4 separate regions of the Homo sapiens genome follow, and regions 2, 3 and 4 are each linked to region 1. A link is a contact called in ENCODE Hi-C or POLR2A ChIA-PET data. All regions are on one chromosome and are shown on one strand. Each heading gives the region's core, a stretch centred on a gene start or an enhancer-like site at or near the end of the contact. The rest is flanking DNA. Distances are from core to core; before and after follow the strand shown. Region 1 holds the start of RIPOR2 (RHO family interacting cell polarization regulator 2). Region 2 holds the start of H3C1 (H3 clustered histone 1). Region 3 holds the start of H2BC5 (H2B clustered histone 5). Region 4 holds the start of H3C3 (H3 clustered histone 3).

The links. Hi-C counts contacts between places; a loop is a spot of excess contacts on that map. ChIA-PET counts read pairs that join two places held with the same protein, here RNA polymerase II (POLR2A). Pooled maps may share reads with other maps.
Region 2: a loop to region 1 is called in a map of GM12878, with 5 times the contacts of the local background. The contact joins the promoter of H3C1 here to the promoter of RIPOR2 in region 1. A Hi-C loop is called at or near these places in 1 of 168 maps with a recorded cell type or tissue (GM12878), 4 of 37 single-sample maps with no recorded cell type and 12 of 50 pooled maps. POLR2A ChIA-PET finds 5 or more read pairs at or near these places in 11 of 52 experiments (CD4-positive, alpha-beta T cell, CD8-positive, alpha-beta T cell, OCI-LY7 and 7 more).
Region 3: a loop to region 1 is called in a pooled map, with 4 times the contacts of the local background. The contact joins the promoter of H2BC5 here to the promoter of RIPOR2 in region 1. A Hi-C loop is called at or near these places in 2 of 50 pooled maps. POLR2A ChIA-PET finds 5 or more read pairs at or near these places in 4 of 52 experiments (B cell, GM12878, naive thymus-derived CD4-positive, alpha-beta T cell and 1 more).
Region 4: a pooled map shows a loop between it and region 1 (3-fold over the local background). The contact joins the promoter of H3C3 here to the promoter of RIPOR2 in region 1. A Hi-C loop is called at or near these places in 4 of 50 pooled maps. POLR2A ChIA-PET finds 5 or more read pairs at or near these places in 7 of 52 experiments (activated CD4-positive, alpha-beta T cell, activated CD4-positive, alpha-beta memory T cell, activated T-cell and 3 more).

The regions. Positions count from the first base shown.
Region 1 is chr6:24,932,508-24,938,576 of GRCh38, reverse strand. RIPOR2 (RHO family interacting cell polarization regulator 2) reads left to right here and starts at 2,617. Exons shown (of 22, transcript NM_001286445.3): 1 at 2,617-2,739. The coding sequence starts at 2,679. It overlaps LOC105374981 (a long non-coding RNA gene), which reads right to left and starts at 4,602. Exons shown (of 3, transcript XR_007059514.1): 1 at 4,513-4,602; 2 at 4,207-4,331. RefSeq lists an enhancer at 1,735-1,904.
Region 2 is chr6:26,017,772-26,023,507 of GRCh38, reverse strand. It overlaps H3C1 (H3 clustered histone 1), which reads right to left and starts at 3,057. Exons shown (of 1, transcript NM_003529.3): 1 at 2,550-3,057. The coding sequence starts at 3,018. The coding sequence ends at 2,608. H4C1 (H4 clustered histone 1) reads right to left here and starts at 1,859. Exons shown (of 1, transcript NM_003538.4): 1 at 1,458-1,859. The coding sequence starts at 1,829. The coding sequence ends at 1,518. H1-1 (H1.1 linker histone, cluster member) reads left to right here and starts at 5,721. Exons shown (of 1, transcript NM_005325.4): 1 at 5,721-5,736. RefSeq lists enhancers at 1,645-1,874, 1,096-1,911, 2,215-2,264, 2,295-2,394, 1,912-2,728 and 2 more.
Region 3 is chr6:26,154,712-26,160,258 of GRCh38, reverse strand. H2BC5 (H2B clustered histone 5) reads right to left here and starts at 2,137. Exons shown (of 1, transcript NM_021063.4): 1 at 1,652-2,137. The coding sequence starts at 2,089. The coding sequence ends at 1,709. H1-4 (H1.4 linker histone, cluster member) reads right to left here and starts at 3,930. Exons shown (of 1, transcript NM_005321.3): 1 at 3,144-3,930. The coding sequence starts at 3,868. The coding sequence ends at 3,209. RefSeq lists silencers at 464-758, 3,087-3,136 and enhancers at 1,757-1,806, 1,946-2,697, 3,427-3,506, 3,767-3,926, 3,451-4,202.
Region 4 is chr6:26,040,984-26,046,803 of GRCh38, reverse strand. H3C3 (H3 clustered histone 3) reads right to left here and starts at 1,420. Exons shown (of 1, transcript NM_003531.3): 1 at 935-1,420. The coding sequence starts at 1,393. The coding sequence ends at 983. H2BC3 (H2B clustered histone 3) reads left to right here and starts at 3,091. Exons shown (of 1, transcript NM_021062.3): 1 at 3,091-3,577. The coding sequence starts at 3,147. The coding sequence ends at 3,527. It also overlaps the pseudogene H2AC5P. RefSeq lists enhancers at 1,058-1,377, 2,608-2,847.

The sequences.
Region 1 (6,069 bases), core at 1,368-3,867:
AATTATAACTGGGTATTTACTGTGTACCATGTACTGTGTCAGCTTCTTTACATAAATTATCCTACTTAATCCTCAAAACAAGCCAAATGAGAAAGTATATTATTTTCTAGGACTTCTGTAATGAAGTACCACAAACTGGGTGGCTTAAGCAACAGAAACTTACTGCATCACAGCTGTGGAGGCTAGAAGTCCAAGGTCAAGGTGTTGGCAGGATTGGTTCTTCTGAGGGATGTGAGGGAGAATCTCTTGCAGGCCTCTCCCCTAGCTCATGGTGGTTTACTGGCAGTCTTTGGTGTTCCTTGGCTTGTGGATCTCTGCCTTCATCTTCACATACTATCCTCCCTATGTCTATGTCTTTGTCTAAATCTCTCCTTTTTATGAGGAAGTTAGTCATATTGGATTAAGGACCCATCCTCCTCCAATATGATATAAGTTCATCCTAACTAATTATATCTTCAATGGCCCTGTTTCTAAGTAAGGTCACATTCTGAGGTACTGGGGGTTAGGACTTCAACATATGAATTCAACAGGGGAGACACAATTCCACCCACTTAAAATGAAACAGGCCTACAGAGGTTATGCTAACTTTTTGAAGTGGAATAGCTAGGGCCCTCAGGTTCACGTGGTAACCAGGTAGTTCTGAGGTGGGAGGTGAGGGAGGTAGTGCAGGTCCCCAAGAGCCACGGGGATGCTGCAGTGAACTGGACTGTGTGCAGTCACTCCCATAAGTTGTCCAGACATGAGGTAACAGAGTGAGCTCTGGAATTAGTCAAATCTGCCACTCACTAGCTGCCTGATCTTAGGAATGTTTTTCAAGCCCTCAGAGCCCCCATTGCTTCATCTGTAAAATGGGATAATAGCACCCACCTCATGAAGTTGTGGAGATTAAAGGACATAGGACAGTAGTTGAGAAATGTAGTGATTATCAAAATGGACACCCATCCTCTTATCCCAACCACACAAAAGAGAGCTTTAGTCCACATCCAAATTTCCTACACCTAGGCCCATTTTAATTAATTTAATTTATGTAACTAAGTGCAACCCTTGTCCAGAAACATCATTCAAGTGGGGATCATGGTAGGGGGTGGTAAAAGGGTCAGAAAGGGGAGATGCAAAGGAGAGCTAGAGAAAAGGATAACTCCAGTTCTCTGCCTGTCAGTGTGTCTCAAGGTGGGCATTATTGGTATTTGGAGCTGGACAGTTCTTCCTGTTGAGCTACTGTTCCATGCATTATGGTAAGGTTGATATCCCTGGGCCCCTGAGTGCTAAGACATTAAATACCAGTAATAACCCCCAGTCATTGTGCCACCCAAAACACCCCAGACATTTCCAAGCTCTCCTCTAAGGATGGTTCCAGCCCTGATTGACAACAATTGGTGATCCCAGCAGGACCCAAGCTGTACACTGTCTTTGGGAACTGCTGCAGCCACCAATGCAGGGATGAACTGACTGTTGCTGCTCAGTTAACCCTCAGTGTCTGATTCCTGAATTCCTCTGGGGTGATCCCTTCTCACTGCTGGATTTCTCCAACCCTGTTGTCCACAGTCTCTTCTGGGAGAAAATGGTGCAATTTCAAGGTTGCAGTTACAGGAGGAGGGGACAGTTTCTCTAGGGTAACACTGGGAGTATCTTCAAAACCATGCAGTAAATAAAGTGCCAAAAATAAACACCTTGGGTCAACAGCTCCTCACTGTCATCTCCATTTGCATTTTCTAAGCTTCTGGCCACCTAAGAGATCTTACAACACAGTGGAGTGCTCTGGGAAACCCCGAAATGAAGTCTCAGTATTACTCAGAGAGATGTGTGTTTGTTTGTGCAGCCAGACAGAATTTGGCACACGTTGGGTAGCTCGATATGGTGATGCCAGCCAATGGTGCTCGCGTAGAAGCTCAGTGTTCACTCATCCCTTTGGGAGGACTGCTTTTTGAGTTACATTTTCTTCTTTCTCCTTTAGTGATACAGTCTGAAGTATCAAACTGAGTAAATATTGTGAAATGCAAGATGTTTGACCAAAACCAGTTATCTATTCATTGACTATAGATTTAATCGAGCCACATAAAGCCTAGATATGGTTCAGTTTGGTTTAAATGCTGTAAAGTTTCCAATCCTTAAATGCAAGAGGTTTGAAAAAAAGAAAAGAAAAGAAAAGAAAAATGCAACTATTACTGAGCAAAATAAAAGCTCTGTCCTCTAAATGCCTGCTTTGGTTTAACATAGTGGCTTGCTTTACTTTCAGATAAATTGTAATTGAAGCAAAACCAAGATATGAGAAATATGAACTCCCTCTTTCAACAAAACCCATTGTGTTCAAATTCATAAGCAAGAAAGTTAAGCACCCACCTTCCTCTTTAAGGAAATATGAAAGTTGTTGCTTTGAAATAGAATTCATTGCATTCAGACTTTGAGTGATATCTGTATTCATATCCAACCGGATCTGCAGCCCTCTTCAAAAAATTCTTTCTCCTCAGTGGTGAGAATTACCCCACCTGGGATTCACTCTTCACAAGGCTCAAGAAGCCTATTCATATGAATGAAACTGCTTTCTTCAGGGCAGATGCGGAAGCTGCCCTCCAGAGGGCTTGGGCAACCCAAGGAAAGGAAATCACCTCGGTCGGCAGTGTGACTGCTGAGACTGCCGGGGCTGCTGCCTGCTGCTTCTCGCGCCTGTCCTCTCCAAGATGCAGTTTTTTGATGCTGAGGAGCTCCTGGTCGATGAAGAGGATGATGTTTTTGGTGAAGGTAAATGCATCTTTCTGGCAGGAGGCTCTCCGGTCTGCTTTGCTTTGTTTTGACACCACTGGACACTTTTGCCCAGCTTGGGCAAGGACTTGAGTATTTTGAAATGATAAAAACAAAGCATCCTGAGTGAGGTAGTGGCTGCAAATATCAACTTAGGCACTGAAGGAATACACAAGGCAAGGGGTGGAACAAGGGGTTGAGTCATTCCCGCAAATACATTTTTTAAAGTCATGACTAAAATAAAGGTTTAGTTTAGGCTGGAAAATAGTACTAAATTTTTTGCCTTGTCTCTCTTCTGTGCTATCTCTTGTCTAACACCTTAAGGAAAGCCTGTCACAGTGGTTTGAGCACAGCAGGGCTGCTAGGGAAGAAGTTAAATAAATGGACCAGGAGTGGTTTTTCATGGTACCATGTTGCTTTGATTTGCACTTCTCTCTTTCTGTCTCTCTCTCTCTCTGTCTCTCTCTCTCTGTCTATCTTTCTCTCGGTCCTTCTCTTTTTTTTTTTTTTTTTTTTTGTTGTTGTTTTTTGAGACAGAGTCTTGCTTTGTTGCTCAGGCTGGAGTGCAGTGGTGCAATCTCAGCTCACTGCAACCTCCGTCTCCCGGGTTCAAGTCATTCTCCTGCCTCAGCCTCCCAAGTAGCTGGGACTACAGGCGCCCACCACCATGCCCAGCTAATTTTTGTATTTTTAGTAGAGATGGGATTTTGCCATGTTGGCCAGGCTGGTCTTGAAATCCTGACTTCAGGTGATCCACCCTCCTTGGCCCCCCAAAGTGCTGGGATTACAGGCGTGAGCTACCATGCCCGGCCTGGGTCCTTCTCTCTTACTCTTCCTCACACATACTTGGCACTCCAACCCTCCATTCCCTTTTCCAATTTTCTTTTTTCCCAAGTCGGGATACTGGAGCCCTGGTAGCTTCCAATCCCCATTGGCACTGCTCAGTTTTCTGTTCTCATCTTGCAGCTTTTCCATGACTTGACCTATCCACTGGAATTTAACTGTAAAGGTTGCGATTTTAAAGGGATGATCTAGTCATTGGATGGATGTTTTGTTCAAATGCTGCCTATGAGATTGGGCTATAGGCAAAAGCTTTTTTAGAATTTGGAGCCACCTAAATAAAGGAAATTTGGACTCAAGAATCTCGTGAATTTGATTATTTTCCGCAAGAAACTACGTCTAGCAATTTTTTAAAAAACTCTATTCAGTAATTTTTTAAAAGGAACAGTAGTAAGGTTTTTGTGTATGTGTAATTACCCAAGCAATACAAGTTCGCTGAAGAAAAATTAGAGTGTCGCAAAGAACCCCTTGTAATCTAGTCATGTAGAATGTAATCATGGTTAATATTTTGATGTTGTCTTTCTGCTATGTTGTTCTAGCTACAGAAATATTTAAAATCATTAGTTGGGTTTTTATCACAACTTAAATCAATTTGAAGAATATCTATTGAGCTTCGCTGCTGTTTACCAAGTTATCATTCTGTTGTGTTACTTTGATGGCAGGCGTTTAGGCCACCAACACCTTGAAGTTTGATCTTAGGCCCCATTCTTCAGCTTTCACTTCTTAAAGATGTTTCCTCTTTAAGCAAACACCTTAAAGAGAAAATTTATACTTAGATACTAACTCTTTTGAGGACCTGAAAAATGCTCACAACTATGAAGATAAGCTTAGAACGGAAAAATTGGCAATCATTCACCCACACCTCCCTCCAGGAATGGCATTCCAAAACGCCCAGCCCACATTTCTTTGCCTATAGGAATTTTGCTCTTTTACATCTGGCTATGATACTTAAGAGCGCCCTCTATAGGCTGATGCACTGCACTCTGGATTATGCGTGGCCCCATCCTGAAGGGAAGCGTTAAGACCAAGCAGGGCTGGATGAACCTGTGTGTTCTCTCTCCTGAGCATTCATCATTTCCAAGGTGATTATTGTAACCTCACTAACCATGTTGTAGTGGAATGGCTGAGGTCCCCAGGTTCCAGGTAGCTAGGTAACCAGCTAGCTCTGAGGTGGGAAGTGAGGGAGGTAGTGCAGGTTGATAAGTTGGGAGTCAAACGAGATTCAGACTCAGATTCTGGTTCTGCTTCGTGGTACCCATACAAGCTAACTTTGGTCTCCTCAATGGTGAAGTGGGACAGTAATACCTATCGGTTGTACAGATTATCTTCATAGTAGATGCATAATGTTTGCGTTGCACTTCAATGTGGTATGCTTTATCTTTTCCAAACTGATTATCTCATTTAACTTAATCCCTAAAGATTAAAGAGAAAATCCTTGCAAGGCCAACATCCAGTGTATTTTTATTCAGTTTTCAGAGCCGTGGCTCATGTTTGGCAATTTATGTGAAAGCATGTCCAGCTGCTGCCTCATTTTAAGCAAGCTCTGTGTGGGGTAACAGTCAAAAGCTTCAGCTCTGGAATTGCACGGTCTAGGCTTTGCCAACCAATTCACTTATGACCTTAAGCAGGTTACCTAATCTCTCTGTGCCTCAGTTTACTCACTTATAAAATGGAGTCCAAACCTCATATGGCTGTGTGTGGCTTAAGTGTTATGATAGGGAAAGCTTTTAGAATAGTGGTCAGTACTTAATACATATGAATCCCTATTGTCTATTTACAAAAATGGGTTTATAGAATAGTGACCATTTTTTCACGTCTGGTTAACCTCAGATTCAAAATAGGACTTATTTACAGAACTTCAGTTTATAAATAACTTTTCAGAGGTTTAACGTGGCAGATATAGCACTGAACAAGTTGTTAGGAGTCTGAGTTGTAGCCTTGCCCCTGCTGTGGTATAGCTGGAGGATCTTGGGCAAGTCATTTATCTTCTTTGAGCCTCATTCTTCTTCTGAAACAAGGGGACTGATTACACATTCTCTGAGCATTCTACTACCCAGTCTCCAGTCTTTACTTCAAAATGATGTATCTACCTGTAAAAGTTCATGCTTGTTCTAGGATTCACGCATACTTTCAGCTCACTTAACATGCCTAAGCAGAAAGCTTTTGGCACAATGAGTTTTCCGTAACATAAAAAAAGGAAAATGCCCAGAAGCTTGTTATTAGGGCAACTATATTTCCTTGCAATTGACACATTTTTAAGATCCCTTTCTCCTAGAGGTTACACAGATTTAGAATTTAGGTGCATTTGCTTAAAAGTATATATAAATCCATTTAGATATATGGACACTATAAAGATCTGGGAAGAAAAAAAATGAGTCAATGAGTCATCCTCACAATGTATTTTTTAAACTGCCTTTCTGAGATCCTGTTTGCTTCAGCAATTGTTTTTTGTGGTTAAAGGAAATGTTAAGGTTCACAGAACTTCGGAGC
Region 2 (5,736 bases), core at 1,808-4,307, 1.1 Mb before region 1:
ACTCTGGAATTCAGGAAAGGGAATTAAAATTTTCTAACTTATGTACCCCAATGATTTCAACAATATCTGGCATATGAGATCAATAAATATCTTTAAAATACCAACTAAGAAAGACATAAAATGACCCACCCTCCATACCAGGCTCATTTTTGCTCCTCTGATTCCTGAAACTATCCAGAATGCAGCTATGAATTCTCTCCATTGTCAGTTTTAAATTAAGCCAAGCTGGGTACTTGTGTAATTCCTCAAGAAATCCTGGATGAAAACTGTCAGGTGGAAAACAGGACCTCAAAATAAAGAGACATCCATCACTGAAGCTAACATCGTGAGGCTGAAATCAGTCCTATAACAATGGTACCAAAAAGAGCACAATGAGAGGCATTTGTGAATATTTACTCAGATGAGAGTAAGATATTTCCCTATCAGCTAACCTGAAGTTCACATCCCTTTTCCAGCTGAGTTCTGAAGCTAGATGTACTTAACTGGAACACATAACTGCATCAGGAACATCCTTTAAAACTATGGCTACCATGGCTTGACTGGACAAACCCCAGGCTTCCAGGTTTAGCACAGGTGGCCCTTCACAGACCAACATTGCCTATGCTACCAACCTCATGTCCTACCACCCTGCTTGCATCATTTCTCTCTCTGCATATATAAAAATATATGTGTATGTATATAATCAGCTTTATTGATATTTAATGTACCACAAAATTTGCCCACTTTAGGTACAGTTCAATGAATTTTACCGTGTTTTCTTAGTTGTACAACCATCATCACAATTTAATTTCGGAATATTTCTATCACCCAAATTTCCATTTCTGCGTAAAGGGGGAAAAAAAAAGGTTAACTGCTGAAGGCCGCGGTAACACTGAAAAAGGTGCCTTTTCTCTCTAAAACAGATTTTAATCTCCCCTGAATTTAGTGTCCTGGGTATTCCAGGAGTCTGAATAGGGTTTCAATTTTCAGGGTCTTTTTAATAGAGTAAAACTGTATTGGTGGCGATAAATTTAGTATTGCTCTCAGTACATGATTGAGGGATACTTAAATGTCTCTGTGATTTTATTTCATAATCGCTAAAAGATGGTTTTTTTTTTTCCTAAAACAGGGTTTTTGTTTTTTCTCAATAAGCTTCTTAGCTTCCCCTCCGGCTCCCTGGCTTGCCTCAGGAAATATTAGCTCATCAGTTCTGATTGGTTGACAGCTACGAATGGCCCTCATTGATTGGGCAGCGCTTCTTTGTCCCTTGGAAACTAATACAAATTTTTAACACTACTTTTTTTCCACTCTTTCTTCAGAGTTGGAATATCGTTGCTCCCCTACCCATATGTAGTGAGTGGAGGGCAAACTTGGAGTTCCCCTAATCTTTCCTTTTTAGGATGTCAGCTCAGTATCATTCATCTTAATTACACATTGAGCTTCTTGACTTAATGGATACAGCTCTTCTTTTGTTTAGTTGGGCGGCCCTGAAAAGGGCCTTTGGTTCAGAAATGCAAGCTGTGGAGAAATCAGCAACCTTAACCGCCAAAGCCATAAAGGGTGCGTCCCTGGCGCTTAAGCGCGTAGACCACGTCCATGGCAGTGACTGTCTTGCGCTTGGCGTGCTCCGTATAGGTGACAGCGTCACGGATCACGTTCTCCAAAAACACCTTGAGCACCCCGCGAGTCTCCTCGTAGATCAGACCAGAGATCCGCTTCACACCGCCACGCCGGGCCAGACGCCGGATGGCCGGCTTGGTGATGCCCTGGATGTTGTCACGCAACACCTTGCGGTGGCGCTTGGCACCCCCCTTACCCAAACCCTTCCCGCCCTTACCACGTCCAGACATGACTTCCCAAGAAGTGAACCAAGAGCAAGTGAGAGAATAGGAAACCGATCTTTATATATCTACGTTACCCCTGCCCCCACCTCCAGCGGACACTGAGACTGAAAAGCGCGCAGGCGGGAAATGTGACGCCTACAGTCCGCTCCTTTAACCCCTCCTCCAAGCCCCAGGAAATGGCGGGAGCAGCGATTGGGGGAGGGTGGGGAGATGAGGGTGGGACCAAGCAGGCTTGACCAATGGCCTTTATTTTCTTAACAGAGCTACAGGCTTTGAGGAACTGGGTTAAGAATTAAATGTAAACCCATTCTGACTCCAGAATTATTTTAAGTCGAACTTTTTTTTTAACCGAATCTCTCTGTCGCCCAGACTGGAGTACATTAGAGCCATCTCGATTCACTGAAACCTCTGCCTCTCAGGTTCAAGTGTTTCTCCTGCCTCAGCCTTCAGAGTGTAGCTGGGATTACAAGCGCTCGCCGTCGCGCCCGGCGTGTTTTTGTATTTTTCGTAGAGACGGGATTCGGCCATGTTGGCCAGGCTGATCCCGAACTCCTGATTTCTGGTAATCCGCCCGCCTCAGCCTCTCAAAGTGCTTGAATTACAGGCGTGAGTCACCGCGACCGGCCGAAATCGATTGGTTTTGAAGCCTTCAGTAGCATTAAAACGAAAAGTGCTCCCAATGCATTCCCTTTTGTCTTAAATTGGTTTCTTACAGCTACTTTACTTGAAAAGGTGGTGGCTCTGAAAAGAGCCTTTGCTTGGACCGTCAGAGAGACCACAGTAATCACGCCCTCTCTCCGCGGATGCGGCGGGCGAGCTGGATGTCCTTGGGCATGATAGTGACGCGCTTGGCGTGGATGGCGCACAGGTTAGTGTCCTCAAATAGCCCTACCAAGTAGGCCTCGCACGCCTCCTGCAGAGCCATCACAGCGGAGCTCTGGAAACGCAGGTCTGTTTTAAAGTCCTGCGCAATCTCGCGCACCAGGCGCTGGAAAGGTAGTTTACGAATAAGCAGTTCAGTGGACTTCTGATAACGGCGGATCTCGCGCAGAGCCACGGTGCCCGGCCGGTAGCGGTGGGGCTTTTTCACGCCGCCGGTGGCCGGAGCGCTTTTGCGGGCTGCCTTAGTGGCCAACTGTTTGCGTGGCGCCTTGCCACCAGTAGACTTCCGAGCAGTTTGCTTAGTGCGAGCCATGACGGAAAAACAGCACAGCGGAACACCCAACACTAGCGCAAATACGCCCATGAGCTGCTCTATTTATAGTGTGTAAAGTGCAGTGATTGGATGATAGAAGACGCTAAATATGACGTTACACACTCTGATTGGTCTATCTTTAAGCCAGCAACAATCGTGCAGTTTCACCGGCTACTATATTCTATTCCAACTCTACAGATGATTATTTAAGTGGTATTTTATTACTACTATTATTTTATTTTACTTTTGCTTTGTTCCCCAAGCTGGTCTTAAACTTGGGCTCAAAGGATCTTCCCGCCTCAGCATCCAGAGTAGCTGGGATTACAGGGGAGCCCCACTGCGCCGGCTTGGACTTTAATTTTTTAAACTTGTCCTCTTCTACATCTGGTTTTCATAACCTGAAGGCTGTGTTTATTTTCCATAAAACAAGGCATTGATTCCAAAGGTATTATAATTCCCCAATTCCGTATAACCTTCAGCTCTTTAGGAAAAAAAAAAAAAAAAAAAAAAAGAGGGAATACTGCTCACCTCCTCTCCGGAAATGTACCCTTTACGGGAATTTCTGAAACCTTTCACAAGAATTGGATTCCTTTGTAATGCTTTAATTGACTTAGGAGTGTTATTGAAATCTACAAAGCATCTCAAACATAGTAGGATTACACTATTACTCAGAAACATTTTCTATGAGACGTCTTTCTCTTGATTATGCTCTTTGAATCCTAAACTTGCAGCGTTCTGCAGCTTTTGTTTTCTAAAGCCTAGGTGTACTCTGCCAGTCACAAAATGGCGTTTCTCCAGCACTGCCGCCAGGTACCACCAGCTGGGAGTTGTTCCTCTTGCGGAGCAGGAGGTGGACTTGGCCCAAGAGAAACTGGATAGTGGTTCGCAAGGAACATAATTTAGCATTGCCAAGAGCTAATGCAATCATTTTGAAAATCTCAAAACACTGAAAAGTGGATTGTGACCTTTTTAAATTCACAAGAGACAGGCCACATTCTATCTTTTGATTGGTTTAGGCTATTTTCTTGAACAGCCATTTAGAAAGCAGATCTATCATCCTTCATTTGCATGGAGCGTTCCCATTTTATTTGAAACCAGTTTAACCCAATAGAAAAAAGGGAGGCAGAACCCATTATTTAAAGTGGAAACTCCTGAATCAGATAATTAGGAGTATTTCCTTTTCAAAAGTTGCGTTTTTTCAGATACCTCGCTTATTACACTAAGAAAGGTTTATATCTTTCACAAAGGGTTTACTTACAAAAATCTTCCAATTTTGTATACCTGTGTTTCATAACTGACTAGCCGTCAAACCAAGATGTAGAGTTTCCAACCGTTATTTTCCAAATTTTTAGAAATTACGTGAAATATTTGAATGCATGCCTTCTCAATAAAATGGGACGTAGGAAGCACTGGTGCAGAAGATGGGTACAATACTTATCTGGGACCACTCCATTATTTGGTTGGCACGTTGTTTGAACAAAAAGGGGAAAAGCTCAGGTTACTTAGCATGGTTCGGACTTATTTGAAAACTACCACAGCAGGAGCGGAAATAAGACCGCATTACCTCACTCTCTGCTGTGCTGTGCTAGGGGGTTATCCAGAATAGGATTGTAGAAGTGGATGTCGATTTAATAGTTTTTTATTCTCCCATTAGCTGAGTCTCTGATTGGCAATGTGAGATCGTTTTAGCTTATTGATACTTTGAAATGCACTTAACAGCCACAAACAAGTTAAAGGGTTGTTACCATAAAATCTTATCCCCAGGGTGTGCTTGCATTTATCACCCGTGTTTGCTTTCACACTAAGTGGACTTAACTCCCCAGCAGAATGCCTGTCAGGGAACCGGTTTCGTGGACCCAGCATTTAACGCCTTTCGCAGGCTTGTGAGGCCCATAAATATTTGTTGAATAAAAGAATGAGTTGACCATGTCATGGTGCGCTGATTGCGTGTGCTGACATGGAACACAGGTTGTAAACCTTAATACCAATTTGGGGCATGTTGTATGGATGAAAAGGGCATTGGAAATTCCTGAAGTGCATCCCACATTGGACTGTGGAAATAAGTTGCAAGTGCAGAAACGTTTCCACACTTGCAGTTTGAGTATTAATTGCAGCGTTTGTGAATTCTGGTGTTGTCTACGATTCATTCTTGTTTGACGTGAAAGGTATTCGCGAGACACATCGCTCTAAAACATTGCCAGAAAATGTAATAGAGTTGATGACAACTGGCCCTAACACGGCCTAAAACTCGCACTTTTCTCTCCCTCCGCAACTATTCAAAACACTGTATTTTACATTTCTTGCAAATTAAAAACTAACATCTCTGGCAACGGACCTCTAAAAATTTCTAATAAAACTCCTCGGATGCTTGTGGCACTGCATTTGTAAACCGCCCCCTCTCAACCTACTCCCTAAAAAAGAGCTGCTTTTTGAGAGAGAAGCGGTACCCTCTGATGTTACTGGGCGGCAGTCTGCCTACAATTTCCTTCACAATGAGGCAACCAGAGCGGCTTTTTCTGTGTGTTTGCTTGCGTTGAGGGGAGCAGGACCATAGGCCCTAGAGGCCCCCAGCTGCCTTCTGAGACTGGGCGAAACCCTCGGCAGCGCGCAGGGGGCGCTAGGGCGCGAGGGGCGGGCACTGACGGGCACCAATCACGGCGCAGTCCCACCCTATAAATAGGCTGCGTTGGGGCCTTTTTTTCGCATCCTGCTTCGTCA
Region 3 (5,547 bases), core at 888-3,387, 1.2 Mb before region 1:
TTTCTACCGGGTGCTCAGGGGCACAAAACCAGCCTGGGATATGCCTAAATTAAATTCTCAGCTTGGGTGTTTGAATCCCTATGGTATGAATGCCAGGAACAAGTAAGCATCGATGGCTTGTAGTCCAAGCCTTAGCAGTAGAATCTACACTGCTCAGAACCCAACTTCGGAGCTGACTTTTTTATTTGCATTCATCTGTGATGGGTTTGTATGTGTGGTTCATCCTTCTACTCTTGAGATGACAGATTTAGGTCTGGTGTCTCACCTTCACCTAAGAAGATATATCAGGCTCTATACCCTGGTCAGTTTCCACGGGTTGAGTAAAAGCCAGCTGTAGTGCTTGGGGTTTAACATGGGCCAAGTCCCTGGCTCTGAGTTTACTTTCTTAGACCCTCTTTCTTACTTTTAAGAATTTAGAAAATATTACTCAGGCTTTTATTTATCCGTCCAAGTACCACGCTTGCCATGTTATGGAAAATGTATCCCATAATCCATCATTTCGTGTTTGTTTATGAGGGCATGAGGACAAACTTCTAAATTCATTCCTCTTTTAGACAATGATCATCCATCCATCACTTAAATTCTCCCTCTCAGCCAACATTTGACTCCAAACCTAGCCTCATCCATCTCACATTTTTCACGTCTCAAGTATTTGTTCCTTTCCTTCTGGCCACTCCCTCCTAGTTCCCTCCCGACTCTTTTCCGAGATTCTTTTTCTCCCGCAATCATCCATTCCCCAGCAGTGAAAACCTTTTGTCATCATCCTACCTTGTGCAGCAGAAGCTACATCCTGCCAGAAGGAGGTTTTCTTTCCCTTTCTACCTCCTCCAGTCCTCCGTACTCAGGGGCATCTAGGAAAGGATAAATTGTACTGCAAAGGGGGCTTCAGTCCTGCGATAACTATTGCCTACGTGCAGTCAGGCACCTTAATGATTGACTATTTGGTTTCTGCCGTTACCCGGAGGACTTTTAACCTGAAAGCTGCCAAAAAAAAAAAAAAAAAAAAAAAAAAAAACCTATAAATTAAATGACTTTCAGAAAAAGACGGTTTAGCAAAAGAATTTTAAGGTGTCTCAGAAGCTGCTTCTTTTTCCTGCACCTCAGCGCCTAGGATCCGCCTTTCCCTGCCCCACTCGCTTAAGAGCTTCAGACAGAAACTGGCCCAATTACAAAACAAATCAGAAACCTTTGTAATAGTTCCGTGTTCAGCTCACATTGTCTTCAGCCTTTACTTGCAGTTATTACATATCTGCATGGTAAAAATTTTACAAGAAAATGGGCGGGGGTGGTGGTGGAGAAAGCTCCAAACATAAGGAAGTTGTCAAGAGCGTGCACTTTCGTGCTCAGGGCGGGCCGTCACCACACCGAGTCCCGGATCAACATCACGATCAACTTGGAAATCTGCACACGGAAACCAAAGAGCTGTACATTTACAATACTTTCAGTTTATGCTAGTGTTATGTGATACTAAATGAGCTAACGATCTAATACGTACCCATAGCACTCAATTTCTAGTACCTATTGTTATTCCCTGTAACTTCCAAGTTATTTCCTCTGCAGTACTAACGTAACATTAAAGATTGGTACTGTGGTGCTAAGTCCAATAACCCCCCTTTTGAATGAAATGATTACAACTCATTTATTGAAAACATGCGTGGCTCTTAAAAGAGCCTTTGGGATTAGGTGTAAAGATGCTTACTTGGCAAAGTTACTTGGAACTGGTGTACTTGGTGACGGCCTTGGTGCCCTCCGACACGGCGTGCTTGGCCAGCTCCCCCGGAAGCAGCAGGCGCACGGCCGTCTGGATCTCCCTGGAGGTGATGGTCGAGCGCTTGTTGTAATGCGCCAGGCGGGAAGCCTCGCCTGCGATGCGCTCGAAGATGTCGTTGACGAAGGAATTCATGATCCCCATTGCCTTGGAAGAGATGCCGGTGTCGGGATGGACCTGCTTCAGCACCTTGTACACATACACTGAATAGCTCTCCTTGCGGCTGCGCTTGCGCTTCTTCCCGTCCTTCTTCTGAGCCTTAGTCACCGCCTTCTTGGAGCCCTTCTTTGGGGCAGGAGCAGACTTGGTAGGTTCAGGCATCGTAGCGTTAATAGTTAGAACACTGTTGCAAACACCTGAGAAAATAATCACTCCCGCCGAGGCCCTGTTCATTTATAGATGCGGTATTCAAATGAGGTTAATCAGATTTCGTTTATGATTGGATTAATTTTAGAGTGTCGTCACAAATGCCAATGTAAACGACACTTAAAAGTCTACCTTTTCATTGGCTATTTCGTTCCTTTACTTGTACCCAATGAGAAAGCCCAGACCAGACTACCCGAGGCTACTATAAATAGGCCTCTTTAGGCAAGACAGCTGTGCACTTCGCTTGGAGCAGTTGGTTTTTGAGATCCGACTTTTTTAACATTGTGGTGTCAGAACTTACACCGAAAGATACTTAACAGATTAGGAGAACTCACATTCCTTTCTTCCTTTAACAAAGTATGGGACTCGTTGCATACAGAAGCCGTGCTAATTGGGACATCCCCCCCCCCCAAGTCTGTCAGTTTTACGTTTCGGCAAGTCCTTAATCCATCCAAATGCCACATTTAAGGACCAAGTATTTTTCTGCAGTGTCGGTTTCTAATTTTCAGTTATGTGGCAGTAGTCTCCCCAAGCACTTGAAATGTAGCCCTTCGGAAATAATGTCAGTACTATGCCACTTGTCCTAAGACGTACTCCTCTGAAGTCCCTCACTGCCTGCCATACTCGATAGGGATAACCAGTAGGCTTGTAACCAGCACAGAAACTGATACACTGTGCCGTGTTTGGAACTCGGAAAAACCCAGCTTAGAAACCCGGGAAAATCCCAACATTTTTTTTCCCATGCTATCTGGAGGCCAGGGCCTGCTAAAAGTGCAAAGCACAAGGGAGGCCCAAATGGGTTCAACTCCGACACTCGAGAACGCAAAATCGAGATGACGCCACTGCACTCCGGCTTGGGCGACGCGACGCCTTAGTCAAAAATAGCTCCGGAGACACACAAAATCCCACTCCTCTCCCCGACTTTGTTCCCGGGAGACCCGCCCCTGCTTAGCAGCGTTTTCCCGAGCCACGCCCCCTAATAGTGCAACAGCTCTTTTACTGAGAGCGGTGGGTGGCTCTGAAAAGAGCCTTTGGGTTGTGTTGGGCTTCTAAGCAGTTGGCCAAAGGAACTTTCTACTTTTTCTTGGCTGCCGCCTTCTTTGGCTTGGCTGCCTTGGGCTTGGCGGTCTTTGGTTTAGCCGCCTTGGGTTTAACTGCTTTGGCCTTCGCTGGGCTCTTGGGCGCCTTTTTTGGCTTGGCTGCTTTCGCCTTTTTCGGGCTTTTCGCTTTTTTGGCTCCAGCAGCTGCAGCCGGCTTCTTCGCCTTCTTTGGGGTCTTCTTGGCGCTCTTCTTGGGGGTGGCCGCCCCCGTCGCCTTCTTGGGCTTCTTCGCCGCTCCTGCTGGCTTCTTGGCCTTGGCCGCGCCTGCCTTTTTAGCCTTAGGCTTGGCTTCCCCAGAGGCCGCCTTCTTGTTGAGTTTGAAGGAACCCGACGCGCCGGTGCCCTTGGTCTGCACCAGGGTGCCCTTGCTCACCAGGCTCTTGAGACCCAGCTTGATGCGGCTGTTGTTCTTCTCCACGTCATAGCCAGCGGCTGCCAGCGCTTTCTTGAGAGCGGCCAAAGATACGCCGCTGCGCTCCTTGGAGGCGGCAACAGCTTTAGTAATGAGCTCGGACACCGGGGGCCCAGACGCTTTGCGCTTGGCCGCACCTGCAGACTTGCGGGCCTTCTTCTTCACGGGAGTCTTCTCGGCAGGGGCCGGAGCAGCGGGCGCGGCAGGCGCAGTCTCGGACATGTTGAAGGCAAGCGTGAGCGAGAGCAATTCGAGCCGGAAGCAGAGGCACTGGCCGGGACTCGAGCCGCGGCGCTGCGCCCGCCCGTTTATATAGGGCGGAGCTGCGCCGTGATTGGTGCGCTGTCCAGCCCGCCTCGCTGGCAGCCGCAGAGTGTCCTCTCGGATCCCGAGTTGTGTTTGTTACACCTCAAAAAAAGCCAAAAATATAAAAATTGTCTACACCGAACTGCCCGGTTTTTCTCAGATAATGATCCCCGAACCCTCAGGCTTCACGCAGATCTCAAATTATAAGGGAAGCACAAAGCCTTGTGCCAAAAACTTGCAATATTTCCCGCCGTGCTTGGCAAATTTCAACTCAGAGAAACAAAACTTTCTATTTTCTTCGTAAATTATAAACCGATCTTTAACTGTGGACTTTTCTGACCTCTCAAATATGATACTCCAAGTGGTTAGCTTCTTATATATCCAAAAAGCATGCCACTGGCATTAAGATTTTTATTACAAATCTGCACTTAAGTGAGGGAAGTAACACAGGCTCCTCGGAGAGTCCTGCCTATTGAGCCGAGGGCATTTGAGTTCATCAAACTGGTTTAGTTTAATGCCAAACAAATTATTGCCCATTTGAGATTAAGTTTTGGACCCCTGGGACATCAATCTATACAGCCATGGTTTTACATCTGTCCGCTACATCTGAGTTTTTAAACAATTCTTTGGATAATTCTTTCCCTTTCTGCTCCCAAGGGTTGGGGGCGGGGCTGTTGCTTCTCTCTTCCTCTGGACAATTGCTCCATGGATTGAGATACCTTGAATTCAGGGTATTTGGGAACGAAGGGAAGTCCAAAATGTACTCAGGGTACAGAGATGAAAAAGGATTAATTTTCAAATGTGATGTTCATAAAGTCACTGGAAGTGGAGGTGCACTTTACTTTAAAGCATTTGTCTGCAGCCTTGCTGAGTGCTTTTGGCATATGCTTCAGAACCAAATTGCAATAAAGTAGCTTAGAGCTGAAATTCAAGCATTGATGATAAGGCAAAATAAATAAGAAACGTAGATTGAAACATCTACTCCCATTATTAGTGAAACCCAGCCCCTATTATTACTGAATAGTTGAGGAATGACTAGTCCACTCACCACGTATGGTTTCAATCCCCCTGAAGATTGTATTCCAATGCTTCCCAGAGCTCAATAGAAAGAAAAATAAGTGACATGTAGTGATTAAACGACAAGTTCAAATTTCGATCTCAGAAGTAGAGCTTTGAGAGTCTATCTAAGCTATTATAAATCATTGCCCTCTGAAAACATCCTTTGAACAATGTCTGAGTGAATTTCTTTAGGTAGTTGCCCAATCAAGAAGAGTGTATGTAAGCTGGCAATGAAAGCCCAACCAAAAGAATTATTTCTGGTCCGGGCGCGGTGGCTCACGCCTGTAATCCCAGCACTTTGGGAGGCCGAGACGGGCGGATCACGAGGTCAGGAGATCAAGACCATCCTGGCTAACACGGTGAAACCCTGTATCTACTAAAAGTACAAAAAATTAGCCGGGTGCGGTGGCGGGCGCCTGCAGTCCCAGCTACTCGGGAGACTGAGGCAGGAGAATGGCGTGAACCCGGGAGGCGGAGCTTGCAGTGAGCCTAGATAGTGCCACTGCAGTCAGGCCTAGGCGAAAGAGCAAGACTCC
Region 4 (5,820 bases), core at 171-2,670, 1.1 Mb before region 1:
TACAAAATAATTTCGATCTGAAGATGGAATCAGAGTATTCAGTCAAAACTACAGGAAAATATACTTGGTAGTGTCATATTCAGAAGTTAATAAAATATGCTATTTTCTGAATTTTGTGATGGCTGTTGTTTTGTCAGCTTTTATAAAATTGGAATTTGATTTTATTTTCCCATTATAAATTTATATTTACAGTCTGCAGTACTTTTGCATTTTTAATTTTACATTATAGTTTTTAATAGTTAACAAGTTGTAAAAGGTTTGATCCCCAGAAAACCTTGATCTACCCCATCAGTTAAGTATACTAATATATTTAGAAAATGGATGAAATCAGCATTTGAATATTTTTAAATATTTATTAAAAGAGGACATGGGTAAAAGAGCTTTGCAGTTGCCACCCTTCATTCTCAAATTCCCTGGATAAGGATGACCGCATAATCTTTGGATGGTCATACGCAAGTCTTGTGTACTTGTTACATAAATCTATTTAGTGGACTTTTGGCAGTGTGTACTGAGGCCAGTTTCTTCCACCTGAGCTCTGACTCCACCTCCAGCAGCCCAAAACCAATACTGAATTTTGGGGTCAGCTATTGTTTTTGTGGACTTAGGTAACTACACACACATTGTCTTTATGATAGCTTTAATAATACTGCCATCAGAACTAAAATTGTCACGTGGATTAAAAGGAGTGACGGTGGTGTCCCCAGGAGCCTTTCAATATGTAAGTATTTACACATATACATGCTAAAAAGACCCCTAGGAATTTTTTAACAAGGGCAAAACAGTAACTCAGCTTGTTTTCTCGCAGTAAAACCGGTTGAAAAGGCCTGATAGACTTGTCTGCAGTTACAAAACTTGTGTGTAGTTATCACCTTTATATCTCCTGGAAACTAACATAGACAACCGAATGGGTTACAACTGTTTTTAAGTGAAATTGTGAGTGGCTCTGAAAAGAGCCTTTTCAATGAGGAAGAAACGGGCAGACTTATGCCCTTTCCCCACGGATGCGACGTGCCAGCTGGATATCTTTGGGCATGATGGTGACGCGTTTAGCGTGAATAGCGCACAGATTGGTGTCTTCGAAGAGTCCCACCAGGTAGGCCTCACAAGCCTCCTGCAGCGCCATCACCGCAGAGCTCTGGAAACGCAGGTCGGTTTTGAAGTCCTGGGCGATTTCTCGCACCAGGCGCTGGAACGGCAGCTTCCGGATCAGCAGCTCGGTGGACTTCTGGTAGCGACGGATTTCGCGCAAGGCCACGGTGCCCGGGCGGTAGCGATGAGGTTTCTTCACGCCACCGGTGGCCGGAGCGCTCTTACGGGCTGCTTTAGTAGCAAGCTGCTTGCGCGGAGCTTTGCCGCCGGTAGACTTGCGAGCTGTTTGCTTCGTACGAGCCATTTGCAATGAGAGCACACACAAAAGTGTAGTGAACTGAGAGCAAGTGGCCTTTAAATATAGTGAGAAACATTCTGATTGGTCCTGTAATATTTCAAAAGTCCCGCGCGATAAAATCATTGGCTGAAGAGTGACCAGACTGATTGGTTCATTACTAGACAATCTTATTGGATGAGTTGCCCCACCGCCCATCCTGTCCTTTTCGTTTCAGTTATCTGCAGCGACAAATTGTCTAAAATTCTAGTTCATCCAGTCCCAAAGAACAGAGTGTATAACAAGGTATCTAAGGATTTTTAAAATGTAAATTCCGATTCAGTAAGTTTGAGTGGGACTTGAAATTCTGCATTCCTGACAGTCTCGCAAGTTATCAATGCTGGTGAACACTCACTAAACCACCAGAAACGTTCAGACTCATGTCGGGAAATAACGCTTATATTCAGAGAATGAGATTCCATGCTATTTTGTTACTGGCGAACAGCAAGTTTCCTTGCCCTTTGTTTTCTAAGTCCAAGTCACATTCCCACCCTGCCTGTTCTCAAAATGTCTTATTTTGGTTGGCCTTAAGTTTCACTTTGTATACTCTAAAATGTACTTTCTAAAGGAAGGTGTTATTTTCTCGAAACTTAACTTTTTAACACCATTAGGCTAGGGGGGCGGTGGCTCACGCCTGTAATCCCAGCATTTTGGGAGGGCGAGATGGGACGATCACTAGAGGCCAGGAGTTCAAGACAACCCTGGCTAAAATGGTGAAACCCCGTCTCGCATAAAAATACAAAAACTAGCTGGGCGCGGTAGCAGACGCCTGTAATCCCAAGTACACAGGAGGCTGAGGCATGAGAACCGCGTGAAGCGGCGGGGTGGAGGTTGCAGTAAGCCGATATCGCGCCGCTGCACTCCAGCCTGGGTGACAGAACTAGACTGTCTCAAAACAAACCAATCCAAACGAAAAGCAAAAAATACCCTAACAGAAGCAAGTTATCATCCTTTCTTGTGTAACTATGGACGGCTCTGAAAAATGCCGTTTCAAGTGTAAGCTACGTTTTCTGATTTGAGTGTTTACTTGACCTTGGCCTTATCGTGGCTCTGTTATTTTGGCAACAGGACGGCCTGAATATTGGACAGGACGCCTCCCTGAGCAATAGTGACGTTGCCCAGCTGCTTGTTGACCTCCTCGTCGTTTCGGATGGCCAGCTGCAGGTGGCGGGGGATGATGCTGCGGGTCTTGTCACGTATGGCGCTGCCCACCAGTTCTAAGATCTCGGCGGCCAGGTATTGTAAGTACACTGGCGCACCGGCTCCGACCGGCTCAAAATAATTGCCCTTTCGAAAAAGATGACGGACTCTGCCCTATTGGGAACTGCAAGCCCGGTAGCGACGAACAAGTTTTTGCTTTAGCTCCATTTTCCACGTCCGCAAATAGCGACCTATGAAAGCAGCGGAAAACTGTGAAAGACAAGCAAGCTGGAATGGCGCCTGAACAAATCCTTTTATACAAACTGCAAGGCTGCAATAGGAAGCTATCCTATTGGTCAATTATGTTTGGTGCTTTATCCAATAGAAAAAGATAACATAAATTCCATATTTGCATAAACCCCACCCCTCAGTGAAACCGTGTTTCTTTTGTCCAATCAGAAGTGAGGAATCTTAAACCGTCATTTGAATCTCAGGACTATAAATACATGGGCTCTGAACTGTTCTCTGTACTACTCTGTAGTGGAGAGTGTTAGTAGCTTTTCTATTCTGTTTAGGAATAGCAATGCCTGAACCCTCTAAGTCTGCTCCAGCCCCTAAAAAGGGTTCTAAGAAGGCTATCACTAAGGCGCAGAAGAAGGATGGTAAGAAGCGTAAGCGCAGCCGCAAGGAGAGCTATTCTATCTATGTGTACAAGGTTCTGAAGCAGGTCCACCCCGACACCGGCATCTCATCCAAGGCCATGGGGATCATGAATTCCTTCGTCAACGACATCTTCGAGCGCATCGCGGGCGAGGCTTCTCGCCTGGCTCACTACAATAAGCGCTCGACCATCACCTCCAGGGAGATTCAGACGGCTGTGCGCCTGCTGCTGCCTGGGGAGCTGGCTAAGCATGCTGTGTCCGAGGGCACTAAGGCAGTTACCAAGTACACTAGCTCTAAATAAGTGCTTATGTAAGCACTTCCAAACCCAAAGGCTCTTTTCAGAGCCACCTACTTTGTCACAAGGAGAGCTATAACCACAATTTCTTAAGGTGGTGCTGCTGCTATTCTGTTTCAGTTCTAGAGGATCAACTGGAATGTTAGCGAAGACAAGTTTTAGAGCCAAGGTTAACTTGGACGGGGCCGTGCGCGGTGCCTCTTGCCTTTAATCCCGGCAATTTGGGAGGCCGAGGCGGGCGGATCACGAGGTCAGGAGATGGAGACCATCCTGCTTAACACGATGAAACCCCGTCTCTACTAAAAATACAAAATAATTAGCTGGGCGTGATGGTGGGCGCCTGTAGTCCCAGCTACTCGGGAGGCTGAGGCAGGAGAATGGCGTGAACGCGGGAGGCGGAGCTTGCAGTGAGCCGAGATCGCGCCATGGCACTCCAGCCTGGGTGACAGAGCGAGACTCCGTCTCAAAAAAAAAAAAAAAAAAAAATTAAAAAAATATGAAGTTTTGAAGCAGAAATTATTTTGTCGTATGTTCTTTCATAAATTTTTTGCCTGCCTGCCTTCTTCCTTTGTTACAGAACTCCAACACTTACCCAAAGGTAGCTGTTGGGTCAGGGTTTCTGTACTATAGTCCCTTCTGTGGTGGCCAGAAATATGTTACAGGAAAGAGGTCCCCATCCAGACCCCAAGAGAGGGTTCTTGGATCCCGCGCAAGAAAGAGTTCAGGGTGAGTCCGCAGTGCAAAGTAAATGCAAGTTTACTAAGAAAGTAAAGTGGTGAAACGACAACTACTCCATAGACGGAGCAGGACATTCCCGAAAGTAAGAGGAGGAAGGCATCCACCCTAGGTACAATACTTGTATATATGGGGAGATGTGCTCTGCTACAAGTTTGTGATAAAGGATTAATTTTCTTAGTTACTATATTTTGCAAGAATCAACATTATTATCTTTAAACAAAATTAAGAATGCCTTTGTTCTCCAGATATAGGGATATCTGGACACTCCTAAGTCTGAGTCTGTTTAGTAAACATTATTTATTTGTTCCCTTAACCGTAAACATCTAGAAGCTAGGAATGACTGACTTTCTGGGAATGCAGCCCAGAAAGTCTCAGCCTCATTTTCCTAGCCCTCACTCAAAATGGAGTTACTCTGGTTCAAGTAACTCTGACACTTTTCTTCTCTTTTTTTCTTCTTTTTTCCTTCCTTTATTTTTTATTTTTTATTTTTGAAATAAGAAATCAAGAATACTTGATGTTTCATCTAAAACAATACCCATAATTGATAAGCCAAAACAAAAACCTAGGTCTTCTAACTCAAAACTAGGATGTTTTGCTGTCTCTGCTGATACTCGGCTGATCGTTAATAGGTAATTAACAAACAAGCCTTGCTATGTCCCCCTCAGTTTATTACCATTAGATCATATGCCTACTGTCAATCATATTAATCCACAACTATGCATTTCACAAAACTTGCCATAAAAATTCACAGGTTTCCCGCTTCCCTCGAGTTTTCATTTCCGAAGGGTCCCATGTAATATAAAACTTATATTAAATACATTTGTATGCTTTTCTCTTGCTAATCTTTTTTTTTGTTTTTTGAGACTGAGCCTTGCTCTGTCACCCAGGCTGGAGTGCAATGGCGCGATCTCGGCTCACTGCAACCTCCGCTTCCCAGGTTCAAGCGATTCTACTGCCTCGCCCTCCCGAGTAGCTGGGACCACAGATACGTGCCACCATGCCCCGCTAATTTTTGTATTTTTAGTAGAGACAGGGTTTCACCGTGTTGGCCAGGATGTTCTCAATCTCCTTACCTCGTGATCCGCCCGCCTCGTCCTGCCAAAGTGCTCGGATTACAGACGTGAGCCACTGCACCCGACCAATCTGTCTTTTTGTAGAGGGGCCTCAAGCATGAACTTACTGATGGGTGAGAAAAACAGAATTTTCTTTTCCCCTACAATATAAACATTAATTGTAATGTTATCATTCAGGACATTTTGGTGACCAATCTTACAGAAATTTTATCTTGTGCAAGTCTATGCAAACCAATATGTAAATCTTCTATAAGTGAGATTGTATTTCACTTTTCTAGTATCCTTTTAAATTAATAAAAGAGATTCTAATGATTATTTTCATTACTGCATTTCATTGTAGGGAAGTAGATAATTGCCCTTTATTCACTGACCTTCGCTTTTTAAAAATTTAAACCATGTTACCATGAAAATGCTTTTCAGTATTTCTCTACACACAAGATTGCTGTAAGGGCAAAAATAGAGATAGGAATCATGCATCCATTGATATA